Linked DNA regions of Homo sapiens: region 1 is linked to region 2. A link is an interaction called in ENCODE POLR2A ChIA-PET data of the cell type or tissue named here. Cell type or tissue: GM12878. All regions are shown on one strand.

Region 1 (4,000 bases), 100 kb after region 2:
CTATTAAGTTATTAGCAAATAAATTAATAAAAGGAAGTAATAGTTGAGAAAAAGAAAATCACTAAAAGTGAAGAAAACGGCATTAATCATGAAAATTAAGTTGAAAATGAAATATTCTTATTTGATCTTTTCAAAAAGTGAAATATGTAAAAATAAAGTGTTTTTGTTTTTCAGTTGTGACCTTATTTTCATGTAAGCTATTCCAGCTTCTCGAAGAATGTCTTCTCACCTTAAAGTACTTGAGGAAATGTTGAGGAGGTAGTTATAACTAATACAAAGATTTCCTTTATTCCTTATCTTTGAATAAACCCACCTTTCTTATTTGATATGTTTAAGAAGCATTAAAAAAAAAACACTTTTTTTGTCTTTTGGCAAGGCCTGTAATCTGTTATTATTAGCAAGCTCTAGTTTTTGTTCAAAGAAAACATTTCCGGTTTGTTCTCATTTCCTTTAGTTTCATTATATGAAACACAGACATGGAGATCCCATATGCAAGTTACCTGTATTCATTTTAATTCTCTAACATGCATATTCCACATATTCAAAAGATGTTTGAACTAAAGTCAGATTAATTATTGAGATAACTTTCATCTGTTGCCTGCCTTTTCTCGTGGCTTTTGGAAACATGGAAAACTATTTTCTCAACTAACTGCTTCCTGTACACTTCAAAATGTTAATGCCGTGTGTAACTCCTGGAGGGTTTCTCAAGGTCTAAGTGATTCAAAGGTCAGAGTTTTTAAAATACTGACACATCTGTGGCATTTCAGTTCTTAAAAAATAACATGATGTATCAACATGGAAAACCAGTATTGCAGTGGCTTAACAACTGGGTCTGAGTAGAGAAGAGGAAGACACTGTTACCAGGAGGGATAGAAAACCACCTGGTGAGGGGCCCAGGGGCTGAGGTCTGCTGGGGAGCAGGTAGTGGTTAGAGAAAGAACACGTTGGCTCCCACAGAACTGTTGTACCCCACGCTGGGACTTCCAGCTCTCTTTTTGCAACATATAGTTTCTCAGACATATATCTAAGTCAGATAGCTTGTTTTTAAAATTTCCTTAAAGTAACACAAAAGAAAATTAAAAATTACCCCAGATTCTTTCAGACATGTTTTATCCAGCTCTCGAAATCTGTAAACCCTGTTAGGTCACATAATATATGGCTGAATATATGATAATCGAGTACTTTTACTTGATTAATTCACCGAAGAATTTTTTTTTTAAGATTCACTATTTTAAAAAAATCTACTAAGGTAATTTGTCTCTGTGCAGATAGAAGTCAGACTGTCACTTTAGGATGATTTGCCAGAAACTCTTACATTTAATAGAATTTCATGCCACCCTGATCTATCTAGTCCCTTCTGAGTTCCAAGTAAAAACTCATTACAGTGCAGTCTTTCTTTATTTAATCTTTTTCTTTTCTATTTGTCATTCCCAAGTTTAGTCTTGAAAGTTACTGTCTCTTAGAAAAAAAATCTGTTTCTTCTCTATTGCTCCTTTAAAACTGTTGTGTCATTACCAAAGAAGGTCTTTTCCAAACTTTCTCTCACAGTCTGTACTCACCTTCTTTTCTGTTTTCTTTTGGTTTTGTTATTGCTGTCAAAATGAGAATCCCTGTAACGTTTGGTTTCAGTGGTGGCACTTGGGGAGGGTTGATTTTAAGTAGATGAGCCTTCTCTTCTGCATGAGACAAAACTCTCTGTTGGCCCTCAGGTGTTAAAGGTGGAAATACTGGTGTCACAATAGGCACTTAGCAAAATGTATCACTATTTAGAGCCATAATCCTTTATGGACTTTTATTATTTATTGTAAGTCTTTTCCTTTCTCAGCCCTGTGCTGCTGACCCCACATCCCATGCCTGGCCTGGAATTGTCCACTCACTATGACACCCCTGCCCCTTCATATCTTAGCCCTTAGATTTTCTACAGGAGAAAAATCAAAATATACTTTCCACAGCCATTTCACTTGTATCCAGAAAAGAAACTCAAGGAGATAAAAGTTTTATAAGATTGTATTTTCAAAACCCAGGGAAATTAACAGGGGGCTTGGGCTCTTTGATGTCCATACCATCAACTTCCAGATGCTGCTACTGAAGAGTTACTGAATATTTATGAATTATGTAAGTCTTCCAGCTAGCCTGTCTTTGACCCGGGCCAAAGGGAATATGTTGTGATAGATGATGATTTTGTTGAGTGAAAATAAGTGATGATTCCCTCCCCATTAGCTGTTAATTTCCACCTCCTCCTCTATCAACTTTTTACCAAAAATATTAACCAGAAATAAACCTCTTTTCTTGCTTTTTTCCACTTCCTTGGCTTACTTTCTGGATGGAGGGGCTTTTTCATAATAAAATGACTGAAGTCTAGGCAGCTGAGGATTCAGAAGCAAGGGCTATATGGTGTTCACAAACTGGCTCCTTTTCTGGAACAGTTGGTAACTGGCTGAAGTAACCAGTTGGAGGACAGTACAAACATGCTTCGGGGCACGTCGTAAAGTCCAGTGCATTTCATGGATTGTTTTACTCCCTGGGAAGATGCAGCCCGCTTCATCCTGTGTCCGGTACCTCCTGGAACTTGCCTCTCCGCTGCCCGCTGCCAACAGTGACAGTCACTGAGCAGCATGAACGAGGTGTCAGCCTCACCACCCCTTACTGAAGTGCTTTTTCCACCGCAAAGCTGGGTGTCACCTGAGAACGGATGTGCTTCTGTACTTTACGGTCACTGGCACAGGAGAAGAAAAAGAACTTACGGAATATGATTTCAGCATTCTGAAAATGAACTTTCATGGGACAAAGTTACACATGGAGTGTCTTCTGTTTTCTTAGTTCCTTGTGCAGAGAGTTAAGGATAACCAGTGTTATTGGAGATCTAATCCCATGAAGCAAGCTCTGCTCTATAGGGCATGCTGCAAGTTTAGTTTTTTCTCCTTCCTGAAGCATGAAGCTAATCTGGGTACCAGAAGGATTAATACACAGTTGTGTATGTAGCCATAGTGCCACCATGTGCTTTACAGCTTTGGCGAAATAGAAGCTTACAAACAGCTAACGACCTCTTTACCCTTCCTTCTTCATTTACAGTTAATAGCAGAGACAGGCTTGCTCTAGGAAGCTGTAGGTACAGCAGTGGCGAATGTTTAGAGTTGCAAATTGACCAGGCCCATGAGTGGTACAAGTTTTAGGAAATTGGGGCATATCTTAACTTCTATAGGGAAATAAAGACAAAAATTATTTTTACTTGCTCTATTTCTCAATAGAAAAGTCTTTCAGCTTCCTTCAGTACCTTTATACTGAAACGACTGGTCCCTACTCCCCTCCATCACCCCCTTCTCTATCTCTTCCTTTTCTCCATTTGTTGCAAGGATTCATGGGTCTCTATTGTCCATAAATTCCTTAGGTGTTAACGGACCAACGAAAGGCAGTGTAGCTGAGCGGGAAAGAGTGCAGATGGGGAAGCCATCATGCTCAACTCATGGGCATGGGCAACTACCTAACTTCTTTGTGCCTAAGTCTCCACATCTGTAAAATAGGGATAATGCAGTAGTCCCTCCTTATCCACACAGGGAATATGTTTCAAGACCCACAGTGGTTGGCAGGGCGTGGTGGCTCATGCCTGTAATCCCAGCACTTTGGGAGGCCGAGGCAGGTGGGTCACATGAGGTCAGAAAATCGAGACCAGCCTGGCCAACAAGGCAAAATCCCATCTCTACTAAGAATACAAAAATTAGTCGGGCGTGGTGGCACACGCCTGTAATCCCAGCTACTTGGGAGGCTGAGGCTGGAGAATTGCTTGAACCCAGGAGGCGGAGGTTGCAGTGAGCCAAGATTGCGCCATTGCACTCCAGCCTGGGCAACAAGAGCAAAACTCTGTCTCAAAAAAGAAAAAAAGACCCACAGTGGTTGCCGGAAACCTCAGATAGTACTGAACCCTATATACACAATGCTTTTTCCTATGCATACATATGGTAAAGTTTAATTTATAAATTAGGCATAGTAAGAGATTAACAAC
Region 2 (4,000 bases):
CCTGTTAAAATAGGAAAGATAACTCAAAATCACATTCCTTCTCATGCTTCAAAATAGTTTCTAATAAAAACATTGATTTTTAATTTACCTGCATGCTGCCATCTCACTCTGGGGATGACACAGCTGGTGTGAGTTGACAAGTCTTGCTGCACAAAGTGTTAATAAATCATGCTGGAGAGGTATAAATTGGACAGCTTTCGGCCAGTGTTAGAGCTTGCTGTGCATTTGAGATTTTAGAGTCTGAATGGCCTCTATTAGGAGAGTTCGAAGGGAAATGTAGAAAATCTCTGTCTTGTGAGGCTTGTAAAATCAGATGGACAAAGACTATGGGCACACCTAAGGGAAAGTGTGTTGGTGGAGTGACGATGCAGGCTTCTCCTGAGGTCAGAAGTTGGTTTAAAATACAAGCTGAGCGCGGTGGCTCACGCCTGTAATCCCAACACTTTGGGAGGCCGAGGCGGGTGGATCACGAGGTCAGGAGATCGAGACCATCCTGGCTAACATGGTGAAACCCCGTCTCTACTAAAAACACAAAAAATTAGCAGGGCGTGGTGGCGGGCGCCTGAGGTCCCAGCTACTCGGCAGGCTGAGGCAGGAGAATGGCGCGAACCCGGGAGGCGGAGTTTGCAGTGAGCCGAGATTGTGCCACTACACTCCAGCCTGTTCGACAGAGCGAGACTCCGTCTCAAAAAAAAAAAAAAAAATACAAGGAGTTCTATTAATGTCAACATGTTCTTGTAGAAAAGGCTGGATTGGAAATGTATGGTGCCTGGCTGGGTTGGTAAACTAGTTTACTTAAGTAATCCCAGTAGTTTGCGTTCGGATTCTGTCTGGACAAGTTAGTTTCACAAAAGAGAAAAACTCTCATCCACTGTTATTAACCCTGGTCACTTATAAGCAAATTGGTATCTTTGGACTTAAAGATGACAAGGTGTCTCAGACCGTTGGCTGCTATAACAAAATATCTTAAACTGGGTATTTTATAAACAGTAGAAATGTATTGCCTACAGTTCTGGAAGTTGGGAAGTCCAAGATCAAGGTGCCAGCAGATTCAGTGTTTGCTGAGGGCTCAATCTCTGCTTCAATGATGGTACCTTTTTGCTGTGTCTTTATATAGTGGAAGGGGCACACAAGCTCCCTAGGGCCCCTTTTATAAACGCACTAATTCCTTTCTTGAGAGGTCTACCCTCACGATCTAGTCACCTCCCAAAGGCCCCATCTCTAATACTATCACATTGGGGATTAAGTTTCAACATGAATTTGGGGGGGACACCAACATTCAGACTGCAGCACAAGGTGTGAGAGAGGGAAATGATGGTGGAGCCCACATTGCTATACCTGTTTCTATGGCTGGTCAACAGTGCCATCTGTGAAAGCTGAAGGCAGTGTATTTCTGAGATTAGGTTAATATATCCTTTGTCCCCTTTTGAAGTTGCCATGTCTTCCTCCATTCTTCATTTTTAAATATCCACTGTAGTATTAGGACAGGACAAGGAAAAACAAACAGAGTAGGCTGGAGCTAATCTCTCCATTCTGAGTGATGTATTGGTAATTTTGTATAATTTAATCAGACTGATCACAGAACAAGATAATCAGAGTATGACCTACAGAATAGGGCTTTAGGGGGCGTTAAGGATTTCCAGCATAAGGTTTTACAAGAACATGAGCTTTGTGGCGAAGGCATAGATTTTAGGTTTTCTCTTATTGGAAAAAAATCCAGGCCAGGCCTAGTTATGGTAGGATGTGAGCTTTTTTTCATCAGATTTCATAACTATATTGGCTTAGTTAATGTACTCTTAGAACCACATTTTAAAGGTATAGATTGTAAATGATGGTGCCTGTTTCTGAGATACACTTTTCTGTCTCCTGCTTTGCCAGGTGTAGCTCAGTAATTCATTCCATCTAGGGCTAAGTGTACAACACTTTATAGTTCATGGTAGCTAAAATGTCTTCTATCATATTTTATAAGAGAATAATGTGTGAAGCACAGACCTTAGAAATAGCTAAGAGTACTTGATGGGCTGACATTTCTGGCTGCTTTCTCCCTTCTGTTTGGGAGTAAGTTTTTTGTATTTCTGTCCTCTCTCTGTAAGTTATTTTTTATGATATTGGAGAATAGTGTGTGACTAGGTGCTGAGGCAGGGGCCTCTCTGATGACTCCTGTCATTCCCCAGGGACCCACCTTGGGCTAGAATTGTTGTAGTTACAAAGTAGTTTCATAAATTAAAATCAGACTTTGGCTTGATACTAATCTTAAATGGCATGGGTACATGTTGCTGTTTATTTTTTAAAAGTTAGCTTCACTGCATGTACACACATGCGCGCGCACACACACACACACGCACACACACAGAGAGGCTGCACTGTAGCTAATTTTATAAAATGCACAGTGATACGCGCCCACGATCTGAGGTCAGAATGTGGCCTTTAGCAACTCTGCTTTCACAGTCTGACCTAGGGTTATACTAAATGCAGCAAATTCAGTGTGCCTAAAAAGGATATTGTTTCCGACTGTCCATTCCCTTCTTATAAAAAACAGCTTTTACTACTGAAGTTCTGTCTCTGGAGTTCTTAAGTGACCAGGGTTTAGATACACTTTGCTTCTGTTTTTAAGAAAATCCTAATTCAACCAAGTTTCTCTACCAGCAAGGAAGAAATGCATGGACCTTCTTGGAGGCCAGGGCCTGAAAAAGCAAACCCTAAAATAACCTGTCTCTCTATCTCTTTCTCTTTGGTCATTTCTACATGGGTCGGAAAAGTGGTTAGACCCCATTAGAATTGTGATGTGAAGGGAAAAAGAAAAGGGGTGAGAGAGAGATGTGGATCTCAGGGTGAAATGTTTTGAGTGTGCTGAAGAAGCTGGCCTTCAAAGGAGACTGAAGAAGGCCAGGAAAAAATGATCTTTTACATGATTGATCAGTAGCACTCTGCTTATCTGAGCTTTTGAAACAAGCTACTGTGCTTGTGGAGGGTGATAGATGTTTCTAAGGTTACATAGTGCTAGTATCTTAGGTGGTCTGGTGCTGTATTTTAAAAAGCTTTTGTTGTTGTTTTGTAATGAGAGGGAGAAAGTATCATCTGTGACTGTGCCCTCTTTAACTTTGTCTACTGTGTATGGCACAACTAAAGTAGAAACAGGATTCATGTGCTTTCAAAGTTCGTAGGGCAGCAGTCAAACGTACAAACTCTGGGGCCAGGCTGTTCAGAGCCCAGCTTTGCCACTGACTAGCTGTGTGACCTTGGGCAAATTGCTTATCTTCCCTGTCCTCCACTTTACTCATCTTTAAATAGTGGTAATAGTTTCTGTATCACAGAGCTATTAGAAGGAATAATTGAATACATATACAAATGTAAATATTATACATATACACAAAATCATGCCTAATTAGTGCCTGCTGCATAGAAAGGACTTAATAAATATTACTTATTATTAAGTATGTGAAAGGTGTTTCAGTTTGTTTAGATTGTGAATAGATTACAGGTATTTCTGACCTGGAACTTTTTGGTGGTTTCTATGGTTTTTTTTTCTCAATATATCTCATTAGTGTGGTGAGTAATAATAATATGATATGGTAAAATTCTTTTACAAGGCTATTATTGTAGGGCTTGACTAATACTTGTTTCATAGGCCAACAATATTATATTAGGCTTTTACTACAGGAATGAGTTTCTCTGTTTATATGATTTGACCTGAATTATATCTAAGTTGTGTAATAATCATATGCATTATAACCAGATTTTACTATAAAGTGAGGATACTAAATCCTCCTTTAGACACTTAGAGTGAGACTCAAATTAGAGAATAGGTATTCCATAAATATTTATTTATTCTTCTGTTCAACAGGCAGCCCACTGGTTAGAGTAACACAGACGAAATTTATATTAGGTGTTCCATATGTTACATAGGTAATAGTTTATTTACACAGAAAGAAGGAAAGGCAGGGTCTGCTGTTTCTAATCACAGAGAACCAAATCAAGAGAATACATGCAATGAATCTTA

Evidence for each region. ChIA-PET counts read pairs that join two places held together with the same protein. Peaks named below come from ENCODE experiments on the same cell type or tissue, not always from the same donor. Only the 100,000 strongest peaks of a DNase experiment are listed, where the experiment ranks them.
Region 1: POLR2A ChIA-PET joins it to region 2 with 9 read pairs; 4 of 35 experiments call an interaction of 5 or more read pairs at or near these places.

The regions. Positions count from the first base shown.
Region 1 is chr4:145,826,629-145,830,628 of GRCh38, reverse strand. All of the region lies in intron 7 of ZNF827 (zinc finger protein 827), which reads left to right. Among named protein-coding and RNA genes, the nearest start is that of ZNF827, 110 kb to the left of the region's middle. In GM12878, no CTCF peak of the experiment used is centred here; DNase peaks (open chromatin) are centred at 760 and 1,630; H3K27ac peaks cover 2,742 bases.
Region 2 is chr4:145,929,180-145,933,179 of GRCh38, reverse strand. The region is part of intron 1 of ZNF827 (zinc finger protein 827); the gene reads left to right. Among named protein-coding and RNA genes, the nearest start is that of ZNF827, 7.6 kb to the left of the region's middle. RefSeq lists an enhancer at 560-1,061. In GM12878, no CTCF peak of the experiment used is centred here; no DNase peak of the experiment used is centred here; H3K4me3 peaks cover 615 bases; H3K27ac peaks cover 1,566 bases.